2 separate regions of the Homo sapiens genome follow, and region 2 is linked to region 1. Evidence: chromatin loops called from intact Hi-C (ENCODE). Cell type or tissue: mammary epithelial cell. All regions are shown on one strand. Links, peaks and the distances in the headings refer to the core of each region. The heading gives the core; the rest is flanking DNA. Region 1 holds the start of LINC00705 (long intergenic non-protein coding RNA 705). Region 2 has its middle 23 kb from the start of LINC02639.

The links. A loop is a pair of places that touch in the nucleus more often than their neighbours do. Peaks named below come from ENCODE experiments on the same cell type or tissue, not always from the same donor. Only the 100,000 strongest peaks of a DNase experiment are listed, where the experiment ranks them.
Region 2: a loop joins it to region 1, with 17 times the contacts of the local background. A loop is called at or near these places in 8 of 110 quality-filtered maps.

The regions. Positions count from the first base shown.
Region 1 is chr10:4,655,269-4,658,087 of GRCh38, forward strand. MANCR (mitotically associated long non coding RNA) reads right to left here. Exons shown (of 4, transcript NR_024475.1): 3 at 2,333-2,457. LINC00705 (long intergenic non-protein coding RNA 705) reads left to right here and starts at 888. Exons shown (of 3, transcript NR_015425.1): 1 at 888-1,052. In mammary epithelial cell, for the core only: a CTCF peak has its summit at 1,515 (motif pointing left); no DNase peak of the experiment used is centred there; H3K27ac peaks cover 655 bases.
Region 2 is chr10:3,809,117-3,811,935 of GRCh38, forward strand. No RefSeq gene overlaps it. Among named protein-coding and RNA genes, the nearest start is that of LINC02639, 23 kb to the right of the region's middle. RefSeq lists enhancers at 279-2,555, 279-604, 732-1,931, 2,219-2,468, 2,769-2,819 and a cis regulatory region at 999-1,344. In mammary epithelial cell, for the core only: no CTCF peak of the experiment used is centred there; DNase peaks (open chromatin) are centred at 1,195 and 2,375; H3K27ac peaks cover 2,500 bases.

The DNA of each region.
Region 1 (2,819 bases), core at 298-2,797:
ATCACTCTGTAGCCACTGTTTTCCAAGAGTAACATTCCAAGGCAGTATCTAGGGAGCCAGCAAAGATTCTGTCCTGTCTACCATTTTCCCATGAATGACATCATAATAGAACCTCCCGGTCTTATTGCCTTTTCTTATTGGTAACAAAAGATGACAAACTAGGTAATTTATATTAAAAAGTTTATTTAGCTCATAGTTCTAGAGGCTGGAAGTCCACAGTGCCGGCATCTGTGAGGGCCTTCTTGCTGCCTCACCTCATGGCAGAGGGCATCACATGCTCAGAGTGGGAGCAAGGGAGCCAGGGAGAGCTCACAGGCACAAGAATAACGCTGCTGTGATAATAAACCCACTCCTGGGACAGCAACATTCATCCCGTCATGAGAACAGAGCCCTCATTCATCCATTCATCTCATCATAGGGGCAGAAGGATTACATTTCTAACACATGAACTTTTGGGGGACACATTCAATACCTAGCACTCCCAAAATATTCACTAAGAGTGAGAGTAAATTGATTTAATTTCAGACTGTTCTTGGCAGTCCATAAGTAGAGATTTCCAAGTTTTACAATAGAGAATTAAAATGATTGAAAAATATTCTAAAAAAAAAAAAACAACCTGCAGAAGAAAGCTAGAAAATCAGAAGATGAAATATTTTTTAGGCATAAAATATGCATGCAGTTTATAGACAATGGAGATGTGCTAACTCTTGAAAACGTGCTTCGACATCTCAAATTGCTTAAGGCTTTTGCAACAAAATAACTTACCAGTGTCAGGCCATGGTAGAATATGAGTTCACAATGAATTTTTATGCCTGGGTTTCTGTGACCCAAGTTATGCTGAAGAATATGAGAGACACCACCTTTTAAAAATTTTTACATAGCCTGCGGCCACTGCAATTCGTTAATCCCTTTGGAAAATTGCTTAAGCCTGGCATGTTTTGTAATGAACTTTATCTCTTCACTACCAAAAGTCGTAAAAAGGAACTTCAGTGAGGAAAGAAACACAATTGATAATTGAATATTTCAAAGAGATCAGCATTTTAGAAAACTGGGTATGTATTAATATGCTATATCTGACATATGACATGAAAATGACATATATAATATAATTTTGTTTATACTATTATATATTTTATACATTTTGTGTTATAATACATTTTGAATATATGTATATATATACACATACATATATACACACACACAATATATATAGGAAAATAAAATTAAATATTATCAGAATGTTTATTTCTTGATGATGGGAATTTGAGTGGTTCTTTTTTTACTTTATTTCTATTGTTATTCATTTGGTATTTTCCAAATTTTGTTCAGTGATTTTTTATTACTTTTACAATGATAGACATTATGTTTGGAGGCAGAAAAAAGAAGGGAACAGACAAGAAACGTTCATTTGAAAATTCTAAATGCAGAACATACCTGAAGTCAAAGTGTCCCCCGTCACTGAAAAACCAAAGCCACCAATATCAAAGAAGCGTGGGCCCTTCCGCCCCCTACTGTCTATCTTCAGTAACTGTCCAGTGAGTCTCCGCCTTTTGTTAGCAGGAATCTAAGAATCTCCTGGGAAGCTTGCTGTTTGCAAAATTAGGAAATCTTGAGCTACATCCTCAGATAATCTGAGGCTGGATACCCTCAAACTATACTGTGAGAAACATCATCAAAATTAAGTTACATGACGTGATCACAGCTATAGTAATAAAATCAGAAAAAATATGGACATCATATTTAGAAACACAAATTGGCAACGAGATTTCTTTCAGTTTTAAAAAAGTGTATTAGTATATAACATAATATAGTATGTATTAAAATAATATACATTTAAGGGTATATAAATATATGCTTAGTACACATTGTCAGTATTAATATCAATACATTACCTTTTATACATATGTATGTGTGTTTGTTTGTGTATTTATGCACATGCAGCTTTATATTTGCCTATGTAGTTGTATATATGTAGAGTGCATAGTATAGTGTGGATGTGTGCGTATGTGGTATGCATATACCACACACACAGAGTCCTGCACATACACACACAGAGCCATGCATCGTTTAACAATGGGGATACATTCTGAGAAACGCATCCATAGGTGATTTTGTTGTTATGCAAACATCATAGTGTGAACTTTCACAAAACTAGACAGAAGAGCCTACTACACACCTACTGCTGCTAGGCAACAAACATGTACAGCCTGTTATTGTCCTGAATACTGTAGGCAATTGTAACACAATGGTATTTACATATCTAAACATAGAAAAGATACAGTAAAAATATGGTATAAAAGATAAAAATGATGCACCTGTGTAGGACACTCACCATGAATGCAGCTTTCAGGACTGGAAGTTGCTCTGGCTGGGTCAGTGAGCGAGTGGTGAGTGGATGTGAAAGCCTTGGACATTACTGTATGCTACTGCAGACTTTACAAGCACTGTACACTTAGACTACACAAAATGTACAAAAAAATTTCTCTCATCAATAATGAATTAACCTTAGCCCACTATAACTTTTTTTACAGTATAAACTTTTCACTTTGTTTTAACTTTCTGACTCTTGTAATTACACTCCACTGAAAACACAAATCCACTGTATAGCTGAACAAAAATATTGTCTCTTTTTATATCCGTATTCTATAAGCGCTCTTATATTGTTTAATTTTTTAATTTTTAAACTTTTTTGTTAAAAACTAAAACACAAACCACACAATAGCCTACACCTACACGGGGTCAGGATCATTATCACTGTCTTCCACCTACATTTCTTGCCCCATTGGAAGGTCTTCAGGGGCAACGTCACGCATTAAGCT
Region 2 (2,819 bases), core at 188-2,687, 850 kb before region 1:
GTATGCATGTGTGTATGGTCTGTGTGTGTTTGTATGTGTGTCTGTGTGTCTATGTGTACGCATGTGTGTCTGTGAGTCTCTCTGTGTGTCTGCCTGCATATCTACATGTGTGTATGTGTGTATGGTCTGTGTGTGTTTGTATGTGTATCTGTCTGTGTCTGTGTGTAATTCTTTATCTCCTCCGTTTTCTGAGCAGGCTGGTCCTTTGAATCCCAGGAGATAATTTTTCCTTATACTTACTAGAGGAGTCTGTCAATACAGTAGAAGCACAATGTAAATGGGGGATTAACACCTTGAGATAATTTGAATCCACTGTCATTCACCCTTTCTGAAATGCACAAGCTTGCAGGCACCTACCCTCCTGCTACAGGACAGAAAAAAACACGGTGGTTTTATTTCCATTTCTTATCACACGGTGTCCACTGCCTGAGCTGCACAGGGAGGCATTTTGTCATTTCACTGTAGGGGTCTCCTGTGGCCCCGAATCTCATGTGTTTGTGTCCCTAGGAGCTGCAGCCCCAACCATGTCATGAAGAGGGGTCGGCACGGGGGCTTCTGGCTGTGGCACACACACGTGTTAACCTATAAGGCTCACTTCCTGCCCACAAGGGTCAGAGTGTTGTTTTTTTTTTTTTGAGACGGAGTCTCCCTCTGTCGCCCAGGCTGGAGTGCAGTGGCGCGATCTGGGATCACTGCAAGCTCCGCCTGCCGGGTTCACGCCATTCTCCTGCCTCAGCCTCCTGAGTAGCTGGGACTACAGGAATCTGCCACCACACTCGGCTAATTTTTTGTATTTTTAGTAGCGACGGGGTTTCACCGTGTTAGCCAGGATGGTCTCAATCTCCTGACCTTGTGATCCACCCGCCTCGGCCTCCCAAAGTGCTGGGATTACAGGCGTGAGCCACTGCGCCCTGCTGAGAGTTTTTTATTGATCATTCAGTGATTCTGAAGGGAAGACAGTTCTACTCTCACTGCCAGTGACAGCACAGCCCAGGAGAGCAAGGGCAGGCTCCTCTCCAGGTGTGGCTGCTCTCCATGGCCTGGGTCATAGTCTGGAGATGACTGAAGAGTTAGTCTTGGGGCTGTTGCTTGTGAGAACTGGAGAGGTGTGTGTCATTATCTGAATCGGCCAGGCCCACGCCAGGGTGAACTGGGCTTACAGGAAATGCAGTCACAGGTGAGACAACCTTTGGCACCAGCTCCCAACTTTCAGTTCAGAGAACGGTGAGTTCCCGGTACAGGGAGTGGAAGCTGATGTCATTGAAAAGATATTGCCTTGCTTTGAAATCAGCAAGCGTGGTCAAAGTTCTCCAGTATATACACACAGAGGAAAAATGTGGCTCTGAATCACCATGGGCAGCTTTTTGATAAACAGATATTCAAAAAAAAAAAAAAAAAAAAACAACAGAAAAAACAGCCCATGTGTGGTTTTTCTGAGAATGCTACACGGCTTTCATATGTGCATTTTGACCCTAATTTCACTTACAACTTTCTCATAAGATACTGTTAGGAGTGAAAAGCCACAATTAGCTCTAGGCCAAGAGTGAATAATTTCAACAGCCTCTCTAAGATGGTTTATATTTTTGGAGCCATATATGGGTGAAAGTAACGATTTCCACAGGAGGACAAACAAAAGGAGATTTTTGCACACAACAGGGAAAAGAAAAAGGTTTAAACTTTCACATGTGAAAAAGTTCAAATTCCCAAGCCTTGCTGAACACAACCCCAGGTAGTTTTAAAATTTGCTTTCAATAAAAATTTATTTGAAATGAAATGCTTTACTAACTTTCATGGCTAAATCAGGAAACACCGTTTTCACTAATTAATATTAAACAGTTGGCGAGCACAGCACTTCTGGATGTGTTCCTTCTTCATAACTAAAAATGAGTGAAATTGTAATTGAATTCTGATGATAATCTTAATAGCATCATTCTCTACGTTGACTCCTTAAAGCAATTTTATATTTGCAAATTGTCTTTGCCTTCCTTTTAGCTTAGTTATATAGCTTGCTTTGCTCAAAGAGTAAAATTAAAGTCTTAACTAATGTCAAATGGTTTTGCTTTTCCTGTGTAAACATAAATATGTTAAGAAATGTATAGTAAGTTATCTTATTTTAATAGAGACTCATCAGTGCTAGTTATTTAGTGCCTCTCAATAGTATTTCTGGCAAACTGCACATGGCCTTCCTCATAGAATGAGGAGTGGGCATTGACATGAATTTCTAAATTGTGGCATTTCCTGGCATGATGTCAGTTGGCTTAATCATCTCAACTGTCAGCTCACACCCTTGACAGCCAGCTCGGGAGCTGGGGAGAGTCCAAATTTGGTGTTCTGAAGGAGCTCACAGGGGTCTCTGGCACGTAATGATCACCTTGAAAGTCATCGATTTCAAAAAGAACATTCCACTGTGGAAGAGCAGCCAAGAGAAGCAAACCTCAGGCACACACAGTCTGTAACAGAAACCGAAACTCCTAGCAGGAAAATACCATGACCTGCAGTGACAGGGCCAGACCATTTCAGTGAACTCAGCATGCAGAACTGTGTGGGGAAGGGCCCCATGAGAGAGTTACTATGATTATTATTAAGAGGTGAAAAACATTCTCTAAAATGGTGCGGTGTCAGAGTTAGTTTCCAGAAGGCTTGCTAACCTGCAGGGGCTGGGGTAGAAAGTCATTCTATAAAAGGCATAGGTGCAGCTGTGACTTCGAACGTTTCCCTGTGGATGAGATGCCCACACATTTCAGGACACATGTACTATGACGTTTTGGGTGCAGAGAAACGCTGCACCAATCACTCAGCTCCTGTCTCTCTGCCATCAA